2 separate regions of the Homo sapiens genome follow, and region 2 is linked to region 1. A link is a loop called in an ENCODE intact Hi-C map of the cell type or tissue named here. Cell type or tissue: heart right ventricle. All regions are shown on one strand. Each heading gives the region's core, and the rest is flanking DNA. Links, peaks and the distances in the headings are about the cores only. Region 1 has its middle 8.3 kb from the start of ARHGEF18. Region 2 has its middle 24 kb from the start of ADGRE1.

Region 1 (10,919 bases), core at 1,565-9,564:
CGGGACCACTCAAAATCACTAACACACAGACCCGGAAAGCCCTCACCACAAACACTCACTGGCCCATAGCGCCGCGCTTGTCCCTGGGGACACAGGTGGGGCCATCCCCAGAATCACACCAACGAGACACACACAGAACACAAGGAGACACAGATATACACAGATTTGCACACACCCATTCTGTAACCAGTTGATTATTTCTTTCAGGCAACATGCATTTATCGAGCACCTACTGTATGCCAGGCACTGTGGCAGGTGTGGGATCACGGTGAACAAGACAGACACAAACCCCCGCCCTGCAGGAGCTCCAGCTGGGGGAGGCAAACAGTGAATCAGGAAACACACCTAGGAGATAAATTCAGGTGCTGTGAATTGCCGCAACAGGAAGTAAACAGAGTGATGCGATAGAGTGGGTGGGGGAGGTTGATGCTTTAGCTGGGAAGGTCAGGGAAGGCCATTTGAGCTGAGATCTGTAAGCTCAGAAGAAGTCAGGCATATAAATCAATGTCTAGCTGGGCGTGGGGGCTCACGCCTGTAATCCCAGCACTTTGGGAGGCCGAGGCGGGTGGATCACGTGAGGTCAGTAGTTCAAGACCAGCCTGGCCAACATGGGGAAACCCCATCTCTTCTAAAAATACAAAAATTAGCCGGGTGTGGTGGCGTCTGTCTGTAATCCCAGCTACTCGGGACACAGAGGCAGGAGAATTACTTGAATCTGGGAGGCAGAGGCTGCAGTGAGCCGAGATTGTGCCACCCTACTCCCACCTGGGTGATAGAGTGAGAAAAAAAAAATCTAGGGGAAAGTTATTCTGGGTGGTAAAAACTGCCAGGGCAAAGGCTTGGAGGCAAGACTGAGCTTGGGGTGTTTGAGGAACAGAAGGAAGCAGGTGTGGCTGGAGCCAGGCGGAGGAGGACTGTCACAGGACCCAAAGTGCTGGGATTACAAATACGACACACCGCACCTGCCCTTTTCTCCCACTTTTGATAGAGACATAGCAGAGTGAAATATTTCTGTGCTGTAGAAATACTCTGTGCTGTTTGGGAGTACCGTCCACACTTCCTGTCCACGCTTCCCCACTCTCTGAACCCTGGCCTCTGTCCCCACTGCGCCCCGGACACCTGATATTGGCCTTAAGGCCGAATGCAGAGGCCACCCCTCGGCTGTGCACACCTGGCTCCCTTCCTTCCCCTCCACCACCCCGTCCAGCCCGCAGGGAGGGCCACCACCTGCTCTACCCTTTACTGCTTGCGTTGGTGGGAAAAGACACATAACATAACATTTACCCTTTTACCTTTTTTGTTTGTTTGTTTTTGAGACGGAGTCTCGCTCTGCTGCCCAGGCTGGAGTGCAGTGGCACGATCTCGGCTCACCGCAACCCCCGCCTCCCAGGTTCAAGCAATTCTCCTGCCTCAGCCTCCTGAGTAGCTGGGATTACAGGCACCTGCCACGACACCTGGCTAATGTTTTGTAGTTTTAGTAGAGATGGGGTTTCATCCTGTTGGCCAGGCTGGTCTCGAACTCCTGACCTCAAGAGATCTGCCCACCTCGGCCTCTCAAAGTACTGGGATTACAGGCGTGAGCCACCGTGCCTGGCCTTAACCATTTTTTTAAATTTAAAAAATGATTTTTAAAATGTGTATACATTTAAGGAGTATAAAGGCAACTTTGTTACATGGATAGATTGCGCAGCAGGAAGCCTGGGCTTTAGTGTAACCATCGCCCAAGTAATGTACATTGTAGCCATTAAGTCATTTCTCATCCCTTACCCCTCCCGCCCTTCCTCCTTTACCCCTTCCGGGTCTCCACTGTCTAAAATTCCGCACTATGACCACGTATACACATGATTTAATTCCCGCTTATAAGTGAGAACATGCGGTATTTGACTTTCTATTTCTGAACTGTTTTACTTAAGATGATAACAGCCTACAGTTCCATTCATATTGCTGCAAAAGACATGATTAATTCTATATTTTAACCCTTTGTTTTTGTTTGTTTGTTTGTTTGTTTTTGAGACAGGGTCTTTGTCACCTGGACTGGAGTGCAGTGGTGGGATCACAACTCACTGCAGCCTCAATGTCCCAGGCTCAAACAATCCTCCTGCCTCAGCCTCCCGAGTAGCTGGGACTACAGGTGCGTGCCACCATGAGCGGGTAATTTTTAATTATTTTTTGTACAGAAGGGGTCTCATTATGTTGCCCAGGCTGGTCTTAAACTCCTAGACTCAAGCAATCCTCCCATCTCAGCCTCCCAAAGTGTTGGGATTACAGGCATTAGCCACTGCCCCCAGCCCATTTTAACCTTTTTTTTTTTTTTTTTTTTTTTTTTGAGACAGAGTTTCTCTCTTGTTGCTCAGGCTGGGATGCAATGGCGCAATCTCTGCTCACTGCAACCTCCACCTCCTGGGTTCACGCGATTCCCCTGCCTCAGCCTCCCAAGTAGCTAGGATTACAGGCACCTGCCACCATGCCCAGCTAATTTTGTATTTTCAGTAGAGACAGGGTTTCACCATGTTGGCCAGGCTGGTCTCAAACTTCTGATGTCAGGTGATCCACCCACCTCGGCCTCCCAAAGTGCTGGGATTACGGGCGTGAGCCACCGCCCCTGGCCCTTGTTAACCATTTCTAAGTGCACAGTTCAGTGGCATTAAATGCATTCGCATTGTTGTGCAATCATCTCCAGCACTTTCTCATCTCCAAACTGAAACTCTGTCCCCATGAAACCCTCGCTCCCCATCTCCCTCCCCAGCCCCTGGCACCCACCATTCTGCTTTCTGTCTCTGTCAATCTAGTGACGGTAGGGACCTCCTATAAGTGGAATCACACAGGATTTGTCCTACTGTGCCTGGTTTCTTTCACCCAGCGTAATGTCTTTAAGGTCCATCCATGTCAGCAGGTGTCAGAATTTCCTTCTTTTTGCATCTGAATCATATTCCATTGGTGGATAATTGGGTTATTTCTATCTTTTGGTAATTGTGAATCATGCTGCTAAGAACATGGGTGTATAGGCTGGGCGTGGTGGCTCACGCCTGTAATCCCAGCACTTTGGGAGGCCAAGGCGGGTGGATCACGAGGTCAAGAGATCGAGACCATTCTGGCCAACATGGTGAAACCCCGTCTCTACTAAAAGTACAAAAATTAGCTGGGCGTGGTGGCGCTCGCCTGTAGTCCCAGCTACTTGGGAGGCTAAGGCAGGAGAATTGCTTGAACCCGGGAGGCGGAGGTTGCAGTGAGCCGAGATCGCGCCACTGCACTCCAGCCTGGGCGACAGAGCGAGACTCCATCTCAAAAAAAAAAAAAAAAGAACATGGGTGTATAAACATTTGTTTTGAGTCCCTGCTTTCAACATTTGGGTATGTACCGCTGGAGAGATTTTTTTTCCTTCCTTCCTTCCTTCCTTCCTTCCTTCCTTCTTCTTTTGTGGTGTTGTTTGTTTGTTTCTGAGACAGAGTCTCACTGTGTTTCCCAGGCTGGAGTGCAGTGGCGTGATCTCGGCTCACTGCACTGCAACCTCCGCATCCCGGGTTCAAGCGATTCTCCTGCCTCAGCCGCCCGAATAGCTGGGGATTATAGGCATGTGCCACCACACCTGGATAATTTTTGTATATTTAGTAGAAACAGAGTTTCACCATGTTGGCCAGACTGACCTCAAACTCCTGGCCTCAAGTGATCCACCTGCCTCGGCCTCCCAAAGTGCTGAGATTGCAGATGTGAGCCATCACGTCCAGCAGAATATATGCAATAGAACACAGGTCAGCAAAGTATAACCTTTAGGCCAAGTTTAACCCAATGCTTACTTTTGTAAATAAAGTTTTTATTCTTGTTTTCTGAGAGACAGGGTCTCATTCTGTCACCCAGGCTGGAGTACAGTGGTGTGATCATAGCTCACTGCAGCCTCGACTTCCCAAGCTCAAGCCAGCCTCCCTCCTCATCCTCTGGAGTAGCTGCGACCACAGGCATACAACACCGCGCCTTGCTATTTTATTTTATTTTTGTCCTTTTGAGACAGAGTCTTACCCTATTGCCCAGTCTGGAGTGCAATGGCGCAGTCTTGGCTCATTGCAACCTCCGGCTCCTGGGTTCAAGAGATTCTCCTGCCTCAGCCTCCCAAGTAGCTGGGATTACAGGCATGTACCACAATACGTGGCTAATTTTTTTTTTTTTTTGTATTTTTAGTGGAGATGGGGTTTCACCATGTTGGTCAGGCTGGTTTTGAACTCTTGACCTCAGGTGATCCACCCACCTCGGCTTCCCAAAGTGCTGGGATTACAGGCATGAGTCACCCTGCCCGGCCTTATTTTATTTTTTGTAGAGACAGGGTCTCGCTATATTGCTCAGGCTGATCTCAAACTCCTGGGCTCAAGTGATCCTCCCACCTCGGCCTCCCAAAATGCTGGAATTACAGGCATCAGCCGCCCCTGGAGGGTTTTAAGCAGGGGCCTGTGAACCTATTTTGCTTTCAGCTTTAAAAGATGCCTTGGCCAGGTGCGGTGGCTCATGCCTGTAATCCTAGCACTCTGGGAGGCCGAGGCAGGCGGATCGTGAGGTCAGGAGTTCAAGGCCAGCCTGGCCAATATGGTGAAACCCCGTCTCTATTAAAAATCCAAAAATTAGCCGGGCATGGTAGCACACGCCTGTAGTCTCAGCTACTCGGGAGACTGAGGCAGGAGAATCGCTTGAACCTGGGAGCCAGAGATAGCAGTGAGCCAAGATCGTACCACTGCAATCCAGCCTAGTGACTCCATCTCAAACAACAACAACAAAAAGCCTTTTTCTTCCAGCCTTAGCTGCTATCATGGAGATGGCCACGTGGGGGCAGCACTTCCCCATGGCTTCTCCTCTGGCCAGAAAGACCACAGAAAGCAAAACAGGAAAAAAAACCGACCCTTGTGGAAAGCCGGAAGGCTTACAGGGGCCAGGCAGCAGCCTGAGTTAGTGAGGGCCATGGGGTGTGAGACACGGGTTTGCCCTTCCTTCTACCACGCTTATTTTTTTCTTGGAGTAGTCTCACTGTGTTGGCCAGGCTGGTCTCAAACTCCTGGCCTCAAGTGATCCTTCCTCCTCGGCCTCCCAAAGTGCCGGGATTACAAATGTGAGTCACCACACCTGGCCTTTTCTCCCACTTTTGACAGAGACGTGGCAGAGTGAAATATTCCTGTGCTGCAGAAAACAACATAATTTCAGTTGGGTTAAAGATGAAATGTGAACAATAAACCAATACAGATCATAGAAGGAATTTACAAGGCTATTTTTACAATTGAGGGTTGAAAACATGCTTTTTTTGAAATTGTTGTGTGTGTGTTTTAACTAAGACAGAAAACCCAGAAGCTATGAATGAAACCACAGAAATACTTAATACATAAAAATCTATATAAACGTGGCCGGGTGCAGTGGCTGATGCCTGTAATCCCAGCACTTGGGGAGGCTGAGGCAGGTGGATCACTTGAGGCCAGGAGTTAGAGACCAGCCTGGCCAACATGCAGAAACCTTGTCTCTACTAAAAATACAAAAATTAACTGGGTGTGGTGGTGGGCACCTATAATTGCAGCTACTCGGAAGGCTGAGGCAGGAGAATCACTTGAACCCTGGTGGCAGAGGTTTCAGTGAGCTGAGATCTCACCACCACACTCCAGCCTGGGTGACAGAACAAGACCCTGTCTCAAAAACAAAACAGAACAAAACAAAACGAAACAAACAAAAAACTATATAAACATCTGTTAAAAATCTTATAATAAAAATAAATATAACTAACAGAATAATTTTATAAATTATCAGGGAAGTATATACAAAAGCAATAAAGAAAGATGAATTGGTTGCCTGAGAAGGGTTGGTACCTTTATATGCAAAGAGATTTCACACATTGATAAGAAAAAAACACAACAGAAATAGAAAATTAAGAATTTGGGGCCGGGCTTGGTGGCTCATGCCTGTAATCCCAGCACTTTGGGAGGCTGAGGCAGGTGGATCAGTTGAGGTCAGGAGTTCGAGACCAGACTGGCCAACATGGTGAAAATTAGCTGGGCAGGTGGTGGGCACCTACAGACCCAGCTACTTGGGAGGCTGAGGCAGGAGAATCGCTTGAACCTGGGAGGCAGAGGTTGCGTCAGTGAGCTGAGATCGCGCCATTGCACTCCAGCCTGGGCAACAGAGGGAGACTCTGTCTCAAAAAAAAAAAAAGAAGAAGAAAAAGCAAGAAAAGAAAAAAAGAGAAAGAAAGGGTGTGAACAGGCATGTCTCAGAAAAGCACAGACGGGAGCCAAAGAATGATGAAAATATAGTTCCCAGAAGCCCAGAGAGTGCGAATTTCAGGGAGCTGTTCACTTCATATCTAAGAGTGCGGCAATAGCAACCACCAAAAGGAATGTATCTGATTATCATCTTACTGTAGTTGAAATTATATTGGAAATTAGAACATGTATTTATGAAATTCTACAGTCTTAATTTGTCTACATGATTTCTAATATTTTCTTTTTTCTTTTCTTTTCTTTCTTCTTTTTTTTGGGGGGGTCGGGGGACAGGGTCTCCCTCTGTCACCCAGGCTGGAGTGCAATGGCACAATTTCAGCCCACGGTAACCTCAACCTCTCAGGGGCTTAAGCGATCTTCCCACCTTAGCCTCCTGAGTAGCTGGACAACAGGTGGCCACCTCAAGTGGCATTTCTTTTTCTTTCTTTCTTTTTTATTTTTCTTTGAGAGGGAGTCTCTGTCTCCCAGCAGTGGCACAATCTCGGCTCACTGCAACCTCTGCCTCCCAGATTCAAGCGATTCTCCTGCCTCAGCCTCCCGAGTAGCTGGGACTACAAGTGCGTGCCACCACGCCCAGTTAATTTTTGTATTTTTAAAGACAGGTTTTCACCATGTTGGCCAGGATGGTCTCAATCTCTTGACCTCGTGGTCCTCCCACCTTGGCCTCCCAAAGTGCTGGGATTACAGGCGTGAGCCACTGCACCCGGCCAAATTGTATATTTTCTTGGCAATTATGAATAATATCACTACAAACATTTATGTCAAGACTTCAATGTGAATATGCTTTCATTTATCTTGGTAAAATACATAGGAATAGAATTTCTGGGTGCTATGACAAATGTATATTTAGCGTTGTAAGAAACATTTTAACTGTTTCTTTTGTCTTTTCTTTTTTTGTGATAGAGTCTTCGTCTGTCACCCAGGCTGAAGTGCAATAGCACGATCTCGGCTCACTGCAACCTCTGCCTCCCTGGTTCAAGTGATTCTCCTGCCTCAGCTTCCTGAGTAGCTGGAATTACAGGCGCATGCCACCATGCCCAGCTAATTTTTGTGTTTTTAGTAGAGACGGGGTTTCGCCGTGTTGGCCAGGCTGGTCTCAAACTCCTGACCTCAAGTGATCCTCCAGCCTCGGCCTCTCAAAGTGCTGGGATTACAGGCATGAGCCACTGCACCCAGCTGGACTGTTCTTCTTTATTCTTCTTTTGGTCCTCTTTCAGTTCTCTCCCTCTCTGTCTCTGTCTCTCTCTCTCCGTGTGTGTGTGTGTGTGTGTGTGTGTGTGTGTGTGTGTGTGTGTAGGCAAAAAGCTTAGATTAGATAATTAGGCTGGGCACAGTGGCTCATGCTTGTAATCCCAGCACTTTGGGAGGCTGAGGCAGGAGAATCAATTCAGCCCGGGAGTTCAAGATCAGCCTGGGCAGCATAGCAAGATCCTGTCTCTACAAAAAATTTAGAAATTAGCCAGGCATGGTGGTGCCCACCTGTTGACCTAGCTACTCAGGAGACTGAGATGGGAGGATCCTTTAAGCCTGGGAGGTGGACACTGCAGTGAGCTATGATTGCCCCACTGCACTCCAGCCTGGACAATAGAGTGAGATCCTGTCTCAAAAAAAGAAAAGAAAAGAAAAAGAAAAATAGATCTATATATATGCAGTAGATGTTACTTATTCAGACAAGTGAGAGTACCTAGCACACTTCTGGAAATAGGGTTGCCAGATCAAATATAGGAACCTGAGTATCTTATATATTTATCCGTTAAATGTGGCAAGCCAATTCAGGGACTCTTTGTGATAGCATCTGTGTCCCCAGGGGCTGGTTCCCCAATTCTCATAGTAACACGGGGTGGGGCAGCAGGCTGGGCTCTTTCTTTTTCGCATCCAGGCTGTTGGACCCCAGAGAAACCACAAGGGACTTTAGAGGCTTCAACAGGAAAACCGCATCTTAATATAACCCAAGAACTGAACATTCTCGTAATGAGATGTCCACAGAAGCACAGTGCCATTACTTTACATACTTCCAATGGCAAGATGTGTCCTGGCGTGGCTTCTGGCACTGGTTATGAATCATAAAAGAGGGGTCACCCCTCTCTGAGCACTTTCTATGTAGTTTATTTAATCTCATGCAATCTTCACAACCATCCAAGGAGGAAGGCCCTGTTGGCTTTATTGGCCCCGTTCTGTAGATGAGGAAGCTGAGGCTCAGTGAGGCAAGGCTCTGTGACACACTGTCCCCCAGAGGCTGCAGCATGCAGAACCCCTTAGAACATCTGCTTTGTTAACGGCATGTTGAGAGACACAGCCTCTGGGAACCTGTGTTAGGCACGTTGGCCGAGGGGCCGGGCACCCGTATTGCTAACCCTGCCTGTCTCTGCCAGTGACCTGAACTCACACAGATGGTGCAGTGGACAACCTCTGCTCACCACTTGCACCTGCAGAAGACTCATCAGGGCACACAGGGCCATGCCACAGCAGTTCCCTTCCCACACTGCATTATTCAGTAAGCACAAAGCAATATGGCAGGTGTGATAGTTGGAGCCCAGGTGAGCAGCCCCTGAGCCCCAGACTTGGAAGTCCAGGGAGGCTTCCTCAGGAAGCAGTGCCCAGCACATACCTGAAGGATGTGAAGGACCTGGGACAAGCACAGGGCCACAGGTGATTGCACTCATCCACAGCAAGGAGAACCAAAGGGGAAAGTGGCTATAATGGGGGAAGCTAGAGACAGAGGCCATTGTGTCTGGGTCCAATGGCATAGCTTTAGCTTTTATCCCTAAGGCAATGGGGAGACATGGGAAGTTTTATGCGGAGGGGAGGCAAAGTCTGCTCTTTGTTTCAGAAAGCTCCCTTTAACTGGGCATGGAAGGAATGGTTAGAGGGTATAATCCTGGAAGCTGGCAAGGTGGCAATGCTGTCATTCAGGAAGACAGGACAGTGGCCCAGCCATAGGAGGGAGAAAAGTGGGTGACTCGGGGGGGAATTCGAGAGGCAAAATGAGCTGGACTTTGTGTAGATATGGGTGGATGGGGAGCGAGAATGCCACCCAGCTCTCAGCCTGACTCCCCAGCGGACAGGGTCTGGGACAGGCTCCAGGGTCAGCACTTTTGACTGACAGCCTCAAGTCTATGGGTGTAGTGTCCCTGTCCACTTCCCTCCATTCATCTATTTGCATTTCCTGAGCCTGGAACTTTCCAGCTGCTCCTCTGGTTGCCCTGGAAGGGGGAGGGCTGGGAAGGAGGTCTCCCATCCCAGCAGCTGGCCCGCAAGGCAGAGGCTGCCCCCGGCTGACGCTCTTCCTTTTCCTCCAGGTAGCACTGTGCCAGGGCATCTGGGAACCCCAGAGGAAGGGCAGGGTGTCCAGCGGGTGGGCAAGGGGTCATGGCTATGGGCTCCTCTCTTCCCATGAGCTCATGGGCTCAGCACCCTGCCAGGTGTCAGCAGGAGAGGGCTCAGGAATCCTAGGTGGACGGTGGGGGCTGAGAACCTGTGTTTGTCATCTGGACAGGTGTGTGGATGTCACCCTGGAGGCACATCTGGCTCTTTATCCTTTAGTCTGCTCAAACAGTACTCCCTCAAGGGACTTCACCTCTCTCTATCTCTCTGCTCCCCTCCATACCTCCCCCATTTTGTTTTCTGAGTCGTCTTTATTTTATTTATACGTTTATTTTTGAGACAGCGTCTCACTCTGTCACCCAGGCTGGAGCGCAGTGGCACCATCTCAGCTCACGGCCACCTCCGCCTCCAGGGTTCAAGTGATTCTCCCGCCTCAAACTCCTGGGTAGCTAGGACTGTAGGCTTGCACCACTGTGCCCGGCTAATTTTTTTTTTTTTTTTTTTTTTTTTTTTTTAGTAGAAACAGGGTTTCACCATGTTGGCCAGGCTAGTCTCACACTCCTGGCCTCAAGAGATCTGCCCGCCTCAGCCTCCCACAGTGCTGGGATTACAGGCATGAGCCGCCTTGGGTCCGGCCTAGTTGTATAATAATTTCATTATGTATTACAATGTGGTAATAATATAACAACAGTGCATCATAGTGCACAGTAAATGTAATGTTCTTGAATCATCCTGGAACCGCCACCTTCCAACTGTCTTCCATGAAACTGGTCCCTGGTGCCAAAAAGGTTGAGGATCTCTGGCTTTAACACCATCCCCTTTGTGCTATTCTTGTGACAGTGTGACAATAAGTTCTCGTGAGACTCTGTCATTTAAAAGTGTGTGACACCTCTCCCCTCCCCTCACTCTCTCTTGCTCCTGTTCCTGCCATGTAAGACGTGCCTGCTCCTTCTTCACCTTCTGCCATGATTGTAAGTTCCCTGAGGTCGCCCCAGAAGCCAGCACCCTGCTTCCTGTACAGCCTGCAGAACCGTGAGCCAGTTAAACCTCTTTTCTTTATAAATTACCCAGTCTCAGGTATTTCTTTATAGCAATATGAGAATGGACGAATACATCATCCATCCATCCATCCATCCATCCATCCATCTACCTACGACTCTAACTATCTATATATCTATCTACGTAGTATGTATCTATTTTTTTTTTTGAGACAGGGTCTTGCGCTGTCTTGCCCAGGCTGAGTGCAGTGGTGCCATCATAGCCTAGTGTAGCCTCAACCTTTCAAGCTTAAGTTATCCTCCCACCTCAGCCTCTCAAGTAGCTGAGACCACAGATGCATACCACCACACACAG
Region 2 (10,919 bases), core at 2,211-10,210, 480 kb after region 1:
TTTTCTTTATTATACTGAAACAGTTTGTGCCTTCAGTCTCTTGACTCGGCACATAGGTAATCCTCCGCCCACAGTTCGAGACCAGCCTGGCCAACATGGTGGAGCTCTGTCTCTGCTAAAAATACAAAAATTAGCCGAGTGTGGTGGTGCATACCTGTAATCCCAGCTACTCAGGAGGCTGAGGCAAGAGAATTGCTTGAACCCCAGAGGTGGAGGTTGCAGTGAGCTGAGATCATGCCACTGCACTCCAGCCTGGGCAACAGAGCAATACTCCATCTCAAAAAAGAAAAAAGAAAAAAAGAAAAAGACATATGACCTTATAAACCTTAGCAACAATCTAACCATATACTTCCTTAAAAACTAAAATAAAGCAACAAAAACTGTTGCAATTTTTGTTTCCTAACTGCAGGCTGCTGATAAGAAATACATCTTGGAAACCTTTCCCCAGTCCTGTTTAGAGCTCGGGGCACAGGCTGGTGAACTTACACAGTGGGCAGCTGTGTGTTTATCCACTCCCTTTGCAAGGGACACCTAACGTCTGCAAGCGTTGCTGTGCACAGATTCTCCCTCTGCCAATTTCTGCAAGGGTTTCTGGCTGAGCTCCAAGCCAGTTCCCCGAATGGTTTTACTTATCCTTGCATCTCACAGGGGGCAGAAGAACCAGCTAGAGGAACTGATAGTCTAGACTGTCTTTGGACATTATGAGAAGATGACCCAGAAGAATATGTGAAAGTGCAAAATGACTGAAGAAAAAAATAATAAATCATCTTATTCATCCCCAAAGATAGGGCCCCTGAGACCAGGCAGACGGGGAGCTGAATTTGAAGGAAGTGGGTCTCAAAGAATCTAGAGAAAGAAAATGGATCTCCAGGCCTAAGCCTCTGAGAAGATAGAGGGTTCTGGGAAGTGGAGGAGCTACACAAAGATACAGCCTAAATAACGGGCAATAGACTGGGCACGGTGGCTCATGCCTGTAATCCCAGCACTTTGGGAGGCTGAGGTGGGCGGATCACAGGTCAGGAGTTCAAGGCCAGCCTGGCCAATGTGGTGACAACACATCTCTACTAAAAATACAGAAATTAGCCAGGCATGGTGGTGGATGCCTGTAATCCCAGCTACTCAGGAGGCTAAGGCAGAAGAATTGCTTGAACCCAGGAGGTGGAGGTTGCAGTGAGCCAAGATCACACCACTGCACTCCAACCTGGGTGACAGAGCGATACTCTGTCAAAAAAAATAAAAAAATAAGGGACAATATATTCTGTTAGCCCACAGAATGGGCTTTTCTGGCGATAGACCTAGTTTCACTGTATTGGTCTGTTAGGAATGCCATAACTAAGTACTACAGACTGGGTGAGGGTTGGGGTTTATTATTATTATTATTTTTGCTTTTGTTTTGGGATGAGGGTCTTGCTCTGTTGCCCAGGCTGGAGTGCAATGGTACAATCATAGCTCACTGCAGCCTCAGCCTCCTGTGCTGAAGCCATCCTCTCACCTCACCATGTTGGTCAGGCTGGTCTCGAAATCCCAACCTCAGGTGATCCACCTGCCTTGGCCTCCCAAAGTGTTAGGATTACAGGCGTGAGCCACCGCGCCTGGCCTCCATCTTGCTTCTAACCTCCAAGCTGTCCTTGTTCATTCTTGGGCATAGGCGGAAGTAACCTTGGGAGGAACTTTATAGTTTAAAACAAAGACGATAACAGCCCTTTCCCAAAACAAACCTCCTTCTTGTTTGGGCACTAGACTGCCTTTGTAGGACTAACAAATTAGCCCCAAGATTAGAAATGATGGTTTAGGAGGCATGCAGCTAGAGGCTAAAAGATTCTGACCCTCCCTAAATTGCTCCTAAGATCAGGGCTTGAGATATTTTGCAAACCCTGCACTTGATGGATCAGCTGGCACCACCCAGATTGATAAACTGGCTCATGAGATCTTGTGGTCCCCCACCAGGAACTGACTCAGTGCAAGAAGACAGCTTTGACTCCCTGTGATTTCATCCATGACCGATCAGCACTCCTGGCTCGCTGGCTTCTCCCAACCCACCAAGTTGTCCTTAAAAGCTCTGCTCCCAGAAAGCTCAAGGAGACTGATTTGATTAATAAAACTCCAGTCTCCCACACAGCCGGCTCTGTGTGAATTACTCTTTCTCTACTGCAATTCCTGTCTTGAGAAATTGACTCTGTCTAGGCGGAGAGCAAGGTGAACCCACTGGGTAGTTACAAGGACACAGGGCAAACAGCTGCCCTGGGTGTGGTGTCTGGTGCCTGTAATCCAAGCTACTCAGGAGGCTGACGGAGGAGGATCGCTTGAGCCTGGTGAGGTTGAGCCTGAAGTGAACTGTGATCGTGCCACTACACTCTAGCCCAGGCAACAGAGCAAGATCCTATCTCAAAAAAAGAAAATGGTAAAAGAGGTACATTTTGCTGGGCATGGTGGCTCACGCCTGTAATCCCAGCACTTTGGGAGGCTGAGGCAGGTGGATCATGAGGTCAGGAGTTCGAGACCAGCCTGACCAACATGGTGAAACCCGTCTCTACTAAAAGTACAAAAAATTAGCCAGGCATAGTGGCACGTGCCTGTAATCTCAGCTACTCAGGAGGCTGAGGCAGGAGAATTGCTTGAACCCGGGAGGCAGAGGTTGCAGTGAGCTGAGATCCCGCCACTGCACTCCAGCCTGGGTGACAGAGTGAGATTCCATCTCAAAAAAAAAAAAAGTACATTTTATGTATGTTTGTGTTTCGTGTCATGAAATGTTTTGTTATGAATTGGAGAGTCAGAGAGAGAGTGTCGGTTTACTGGAGCAGAAAACACCTCAGGAACCAGTACCGGGGTAGAAAAACCTGAACGGTAATTGACGAATCGCTCAAGACTCAGTGTGCAGAAGTCTTAGGGCAGCCCCCGCAGTTTCATAAGTTTTACAAACTTGTCAGAGGAGTTTGAACCAGTGTGACTCCATCTTGAACAGGAGCTGGGTAACATGAGGCTGCGACCTGCTGGGCATTCCCGGGAGATCAGGCATTCTTAGTCACAGGATGAGATAGGAGGTCGACACAAGATACAGGTCATAAAGACCCTACTGATTAAACAGGCTGCGGTAGAGAAGCCAGCCCAAATCCCACCAAAACCAAGATGGCGACAAAACTGACCTGTGGTTGTCCTCATTGTTCATTCTTATTATACACTAATTATCATGTATTAGCTGCTAAAAGAAACTCCCGCAAGCGCCATGACAGTTTACAGATGCCATGGCAATGTCCGGAAGCTATCCTAGAGAGTCTAGAAAGGCGAGGAACCCTTAGTTCTGGAAAATCCTCAACCCCTTCCCAGAACACTCCTGAATAATCCACACCCCGTGTTGTAACCGAGTGAGTTGCAGAGAAATGCCACACTCTGAGATGAATTCAGGCGACCGAGAGAAGGCTAGTGCTCAAAATTCTCTCGGCCCTGAGGAAGGGGCTAGATTTCTTTCTTTCTTTCTTTCTTTCTTTCTTTCTTTCTTTTTTTGAGGCAGAGTCTCGCTCTGTCGCCCAGGCTGGGGTGCAGTGGGACGATCTCGGCTCACTGCAAGCTCCGTCTCCTGGGTTCACGCCATTCTCCTGCCTCAGCCTCCCGAGTAGCTGGGACTACAGGCGCCCGCCACCACGCCTGGCTAATTTTTTTGTACTATTTTAGTAGAGACGGGGTTTCTCCGTGTTAGCCAGGATGGTCTCGATCTCCTGACCTCGTAATCCACCCGCCTCAGCCTCCCAAAGTGCTGGGATTACAGGCATGAGCCACTGTGCCCGGCAGGAACCATTTTTAAATATGCCAAAGCATTCTGTTCTTTTTTTACTTTTCTTTTTTTTTTTTTTTTTTTGAGACAGTCTCACTGTAATGCCCAGGCTGGAGTGCAGTGGTGCGATCTCGGCTCACTGCAAGCTCCGCCTCCCGGGTTCACGCCATTCTCCTGCCTCAGCTGCCCGAATAGTTGGGACTATAGGCGCCTGCCACCATGTCCGGCTAATTTTTTATATTTTTAGTAGAGACGGGGTTTCACCGTGTTAGCCAGGATGGTCTCGATCTCCTGCCCTTGTGATCCGCCTGCCTCGGCCTCCCGGAGTGCTGGGATTACAGGCATTAGCCACCATGCCCGGCCTCAAAAACTTTTTTATTTTTAAAGTTTTAAATAAAAACTTGCTAGCATGTTACTCCACTTTATTTTTCTCCATGGAGCTAATCTCTAAGTAAACTCCAGCTGAGGCCACATCCTCGCCCAGCTCCTTCCTCTGCCCCTTCCTGCTGCCTGTGGCCAGCATGGCCAAGGCAGGAAGGGAGATGCAGATTACATAGGACCTTATGGTTATCCCCGTGCCTGAGCTCTCTGATGTTAGTTGTGCTTTTGCTGGGTGGACTGGAGGCAAGGAAAGTGAGGATACTTATGATGACTTGAAATCAGCTGTGGGCCAGGTGCGGTGGCCCACACCTGTAATCCCAGCACTGTAAGAGGCCGAGGCGGGCAAATCATCTGAGGTCGGGAGTTCAAGACCAGCCTGGCAAACAGCCAAACCCCATCTCTACTAAAAATACAAAAGTTAGCTGGGCTTGGTGGTGGGCACTTGTAATCGAGCTACTCAGGCAGCGGAGGCAGGGAGAACTGCTTGGAACCCAGGAGGTGGAGGTTGCAGTGAGCTGAGATTGTGCCACTGCATTCCAGCCTGGGCAACAGAGCAAGACTCTATCTCAAAAACAAAAAAACAAAAAACAAAAAAAAAAGAAGAAAAAAGAAATCAGATGCGGTGGGACTATTTACACCATAGGAATGGGCACATTCTATGCGAATATCCACTGTTTGAATCATCCCCACTCCGGCCAGGCATGGTTCACACCTGTAATCCCAGCACTTTGGAAAGCCAAGGCAGGTGGATAACCTGAGGTCAGGAGTTCGAGACCAGCCTGGCCAACATGGTGAAACCCCGTCTCTACTCAAAAGAAAATACAAAAATTAGCTGGGCGTGGTGTCGGGCTCTTGTAGTCCCAGCTACTCGGGAGGCTGAGGGAGGAGAATCACTTGAACCTGGGAGGTGGAGGTTGCAGTGAGCCAAGATCACACCATTGCCCTCCAGCCTGGGCGACAGAGTGAGACTCTTTCTCAAAAATAAATAAATAAATCACCCCCACACCACGGCTCCCCAAATCCTGCAGCTTAGAGCTCAAACATCCAAACCTGACTTCTGAGGCCCCCTAACAGCCTTCTCTTTGGAAACAGTCTAATCAGAGAGTTTGAGACACTGAAGCCAAATCACCGAAGGCCACCAGAGGGCACTACATAGCTTCAAATTGGTGCTGTGGGGTTACAATGGGCAAGATACGCGGAACTTGGTTCCGCGGCTCAAATGCCAGGACAATGCGGAAGTGTTGGCTGCCTAAGAACAAGTCCCGCCTTGCGTGAATGGTACCCATGAAATATGACAGCTCCCTATGTGACAATCTGCCTCGCGCCTCACTTCATTGCCTGGAATTCCACCATTAGGGAGTCATTCCTTTGGATAAAAAATGTTCCTCTGGAAAAAAAAAAAAAAAGTTCCTCTGGGCCGGGCGCGGTGGCTCACGCCTGTAATCCCAGCACTTTGGGAAGCCGACGCGGGCGAATCACCTGAGGTTAGGAGTTCGAGACCAGCCTGGCCAACATGGTGAAACCCCATCTCTACTAAAAATACAAAAATTAGCTGGGCGCTGTAATCTCAGCTACTCGGGAGGCTGAGGCAGGAAAATCGCTTGAACCTGGGAGGCGGAGGTTGCAGTGAGCCAAGATCGCGCCACTGTGCTCCAGCCTGGGAGACAAGAGCGAGACTCGGTCCCACCCCCACCCGCCCCCCCCACAAAAAATGTTTCTCTTCCAGAAAATATTAAATAGTTCAAGTTGAGACCCCTAGAAAGCACTAGAAATTAAAGACGTGGGAAGAATCCTCAGACCACAGAAAACAGCTGTAGGTGGAGACCCTTCCACCTACTTTGTATTTCTCTGCCTTCTCAACAATATGAACGTGTTTGGCTGCGGACGTTGGCTCACGCCTGCAATGCCAGCGCTCTGGGAGATTGCGCTATCGAGGTGGCGCACTACTGCTGCTGTCCATCAGGGGGCAAGCGCGGCTTTAATTTGTGGCTGTCTGCGGTGGGACTGCCTGGCGATGTGTCTGTGTGATGTTTAGGAATGTCCCTGTTTGATCTAGTGGGTGTCTGTCTGACGGCGTTTGAAGTCTATATCCGCTGATTTCATTTGTCTTTATCAGTGTTTGTAAATTCTTAGGGCTGGGGGTAGGAGTGAGTGAGTGTGTGTGTGTGTGTGTGTGTGTGTCTGTCTGTCTGTATTGGGGGCTGTCCGTTGTACATTCACCATGTTGGCCAGGCTGGTTTCGAACTCCTGAGCTCAAGTGATCCACCTGCCTCGGCCTCCCAAAGTGCTAGGATTATAGGCATGAGCCACCACGCCCGGTCTCCCAACAACTTTTCACCCACCCCACCCCCACTTTCCTCCCTCTCCAAGCAAAATGAGCCCCTTGAAGTTTCCAGAACCTACCAGGATCACTATCATTTGCCCCTCTCCCTAAAAAACTTTCCCTTCATTATTTATTATTATTATTATTGAGTCTCACTCTGTCGTCCAGGCTGGGGTGCAGTGGTGCAATCTCAGCTCACTGCAATCTCTGCCTCCCAGGTTCAAGTGATTCTCCTACCTCAGCCTCCCGAGTAGCTGGGATTACAGGCACCTGCCACCACACCGGCTAATTTTTGTATTTTTAGTAGAGATGGGGGTTTCACCATGTTGCCCAGTCTGGTCTCGAACTCCTGACCTCAAGTGATCCGCCGCCTCGGCCTCCCCAAGTGCCGGGATTACAGACATGGACCACCGTGCTAGGCTGTCCCCTCATTTATTTTCTAGGTGACTCCATCCAGCTGATTATACAGTTGCCACCTTAGATGTTTCCTCCTCCAGGAAGCCCTCCCTGACCATCCTCCCCTACTCAAGCCTGGGTTAGATCTGTATTTGCTCCCACAGCCACCTGTGTTCCTTATGAAATTCATCAACTCTGTGTTATAATTGCCTGGTTGATTGTTAAGTCCCCTACTGGATTATACGTGCTTTTCAGGCAGGTCTGCGCCTGAGTCATTCACACAGCCTGGGGCTGAAGGTGAGGGCCACCCAGGAACTCCAAGAACAAGTCCATGACCTCAACCTCACCAACACCCTGAACTAGACAGCCCAGGTAGCCACCTTAGGCCATAGGTAGGTTCATGGTGTGACTCTGGGGGAGTCACGGGAGGGGCAGAAACCCCCCGTCCTAGTTCCTGATCCCTTGTGACTGCATTGCTTCCTCCAACACCCATTTCTAGATTCATGGTTCCTCAAACATGAAAAACACTTCACTCCAGGCTTCAGAGGCTATATCCTGCACCTGGCCAGGTGTGTGCAGGTACCATCTAGGCGTTGGCTTACCTGGGGTTGCAGAGAGAGCTAGGATATACCAAGATCCCCACCCGGCACTAGAGTGACGGTTAAGAGCGTGGTTCTGTGCTTAGGTGCATACCGACTCTCTGCCTGTGGCGAGCTGATTTTATCTTTCTCTGGTTCAGAGAGGCGAAGTCTTTCCCAAAACTTTATAGCTAATTTCACAGGGGCACAGAGGACCTTAGAATCTCTTGGAGCCCTGACCACTATGCTCTATTTCATATAAAAATAAAAACTGGCCAGGCCCAGTGGCTCACGTCTGTAATCCCAGCACTTTGGGAGGCCGAGGCGGGCGGATCACAAGGCGAGGAGATCAAGACCATCCTGACTAACACGATGAAACCCCATCTCTACTAAAAATGCAAAAAATTAGCCGGGCGTGGTGGCGGGCACCTGTAGTCCCAGCTACTCGAGAGGCTGAGGCAGGAGAATGGCGTGAACCCGGGAGGCGGAGCTTGCAGTGAGCCGAGATCGCGCCACTGCCCTCCAGCCTGGGCGACAGAGCAAGGCTCCGTCTCAAAAACAAAAAAAACAACAACAACAAAAAGAAACCCGGCCGGTTGCAGTTGGCTCACGCCTGTAATCCCAGCACTCTGGGAGGCTGAGGTGGGCAGATCACGAGGTCAGAAGATCGAGACCATCCTGGCCAACATGGCGAAACCCCTGTGTCTCTACTAAAAATACAACTGTTAGCTGGGTGTGGCGGCGTGTGTCTGTAATCCCAGCTACTCGGGAGGCTGAGGCAGGAGAATCGCTTGAACTTGGGAGGTGGAGGTTGCAGTGAGCCAAGATTGCACCACTGCACTGCAGCCTGGCGACAGAGCTAGACTCCATCTCAAAAATAAATTAATAAATAATAAAATAAGATAAAATACCACGAAGCTGGCTGTGAGATTAATCTAGATACTGTGTAGGAAGTGCTTACTTTCATGGCGCCAGACAACACTGAATACTTGACACGGGAGGTGCCTCTGTTAGTAGTATGGTAGGGTAATATATTTGGAAGTATGAACTACTTTTTCCCAAATTAATTTATAGCCCATGATCCTTCCCCAGCCCTGTCAGCTTAGGCCAGCCCATCTTTTTGCCTCCTAAGGGTTATGCTAGCAGCCTGCAGATTTACCCAAAAAGCAACTCCCTGGCTTTTGTTGGTCAGTTGGTTACTTGGTTGTTTCTTTGCTTTGTTTTGTTTTTTGTTCTTTGTTTTTGTTTTTGTTTGAGATGGAGTTTTGCTCTGTCACCCAGGCTGGAGTGCAGCGGTGCAGTCTCATCTCACTGCAACGTCCCCCTCCCAGGTTCAAGTGATTCTCTTATCTCAGCCTCCCAAGTAGCTGGGATTACAGGTACCTGCCACCACGCCCGGCTAATTTTTGTATTTTTAGTAGAGATGAGATTTCACCATGTTGGCCAGGCTGGTCTCAAACTCCTGACCTCAAGTGATCTGCCCGCCTCGGCCTCCCAAAGTGCTGGGATTATAGGCGTGAGCCACTGTGACTGGCCTGGTTGGTTTTTAGAGATGAGGTCTCACTCTGTTGCCTAGGCTGGAGTGCAGTGGTGCAATCATAGTTCACCACAGCCTCCACCTCCTGGGCTCAAGCAATCCTCCCACCTCAGCCTCCTGAGTAGCTGGGACTACAGTTGTGTGCCACCATGCAGAGCTAATTTTTTTATTTTTTTTATTTTTTTATTTATTTTTTTTTTTTGTAGAGAGGAAGATCTTACTATTTTGTGCAGGCTGGTCTCGAGCTCCTGGCCTGAAGCAATCCTCTGCCCTCAGCCTCCCTGGCTTTTGAACTTCAAAATCTTCCTTGGAGATCCTGAATCTTAGTTTATGAGCATTAAAAGTCTAAGGGCTGGGCGCAGTGGCTCACGCCTATAATCCCAGCACTTTGGGAGGCCGAGGCTGGTCGATCACAAGGTCAGAAGATCGAGACCATCTTGGCCAACATGGGGAAACCCCGTTTCTACTAAAACTACAAAAATGAGCCGGGTGTGGTGGCGGGTGCCTGTAATCCCAGCTACTTGGGAGGCTGAGGTAGGAGAATCACTTGAACCCAGGAGGCGGAGGTTTCAGTGAGCCGAGATTGCGCCACTGTACTCCAGCCTGGGTGACAGAGCAAGACACCATCTCAAAAAAAAAAAAAAAAAAAATGCCAGGCGTGGTGGCTCATACCTGTAATCCCAGCACTTTGGGAGGCCGAGGCGGGTGCATCACGAGGTCAGGAGATCGAGACCATCCTGGCTAACAAGGCAAAACCCCGTCTCTACTAAAAATACAAAAAATTAGCCGGGTGTGGTGGCAGGCGCCTGTAGTCCCAGCTACTCGGGAGGCTGAAGCAGGAGAATGGCGTGAACCCAGGAGGCAGAGCTTGCAGTGAGCTGAGACCGCACCACTGCACTCCAGCCTGGGTGACAGAGCAAGACACCGTCTCAAAAAAAAAAGAAAAAAAAAAAGCTTAAGAAAATAAATTTCATGTAATGTATATTTTACTGCAATTTTAATAATTAATAAAGACTATTAAATAAAAAATGGCCAGGTGAGGTGGCTCACGCCTGTAATCCCAGCACTTTGGGAGGCCGAGGCGGGTGGATCACCTGAGGTCAGGAGTTCCAGACCAGCCTGGCCAACATGGTGAAACCCTGTCTCTTCTAAAAATACAAAAAATTAGCTGGGCATGGTGGCGCGTGCCTGTAGTCCCAGCTACTCGGGAGACTAAGGCAGGAAAATCACTTGAACCTGGGGGGCGGAGGTTGCAGTAAGCCAAGATTGCACCACTGCACTCTAGCCCAGGCAACAGAGCAAGACTCTGTCTCAAAAAGAAAAACAAATGAGGCCAGGTGCAGTGGCTCACACCTGTAATCCCAGCACTTTGGGAGGCCAAGGTGAGAGGACTGCTTGAGCCCATGAGATCAAGACCAGCCTGACCAACATAGCAACACCCCCTCCCTACAAAAAATAAAATATTAGCCGGGTGTGGTGGTGCTTGCTTTTAGTCCCAGCTACTTGGGAGGCTGACGTGGGAGGATCGCTTGACACCAGGAGGTGGAGGCTGCAGTGAGCTATGATCGTGCCACTGTGCCCCCGGCTGGGCAACAGAGTAAGACTCTGTCCCTGAAAAAATAAAATAAAATAATTTAAAAAGAAAGAAAAACGAATGAGCGGTACATTTTTGTGATCTTGAATCTTTGAGTATAAAATTCTTTCCTGAGTATAAAAATCTTTGAGTACTAAAAAAAAAAAAGAAAAGAAATTCTCACTTTTATTTATTTATTTCTTTATTTATTTTTATTTTTTGAGACAGAGTTCTTGCTCTGTCACCCAGGCTGGAGTACAGCGTCATGATCTCGGCTGACAGTAACCTCTGCCTCCTGGGTTCAAGCGATTCTCCTGCCTCAGCCTCCCAAGCAGCTGGGATTACTGGCACCTGCCACCACG

Evidence for each region. Hi-C counts contacts between places; a loop is a spot of excess contacts. Peaks named below come from ENCODE experiments on the same cell type or tissue, not always from the same donor. Only the 100,000 strongest peaks of a DNase experiment are listed, where the experiment ranks them.
Region 2: a loop joins it to region 1, with 6 times the contacts of the local background. A loop is called at or near these places in 6 of 110 quality-filtered maps.

Annotation. Positions count from the first base shown.
Region 1 is chr19:7,335,161-7,346,079 of GRCh38, reverse strand. No RefSeq gene overlaps it. Among named protein-coding and RNA genes, the nearest start is that of ARHGEF18, 8.3 kb to the left of the region's middle. RefSeq lists enhancers at 1,127-1,196, 4,669-4,738, 4,799-4,908, 8,310-8,419. In heart right ventricle, for the core only: CTCF peaks have their summits at 4,591 and 4,805 (motif pointing right); DNase peaks (open chromatin) are centred at 4,799, 8,109 and 8,349; H3K27me3 peaks cover 963 bases.
Region 2 is chr19:6,858,129-6,869,047 of GRCh38, reverse strand. No RefSeq gene overlaps it. Among named protein-coding and RNA genes, the nearest start is that of ADGRE1, 24 kb to the left of the region's middle. RefSeq lists a silencer at 683-883 and an enhancer at 5,905-6,044. In heart right ventricle, for the core only: CTCF peaks have their summits at 5,285 (motif pointing right) and 6,101 (motif pointing right); DNase peaks (open chromatin) are centred at 5,317 and 6,107; H3K4me3 peaks cover 867 bases; H3K27me3 peaks cover 597 bases.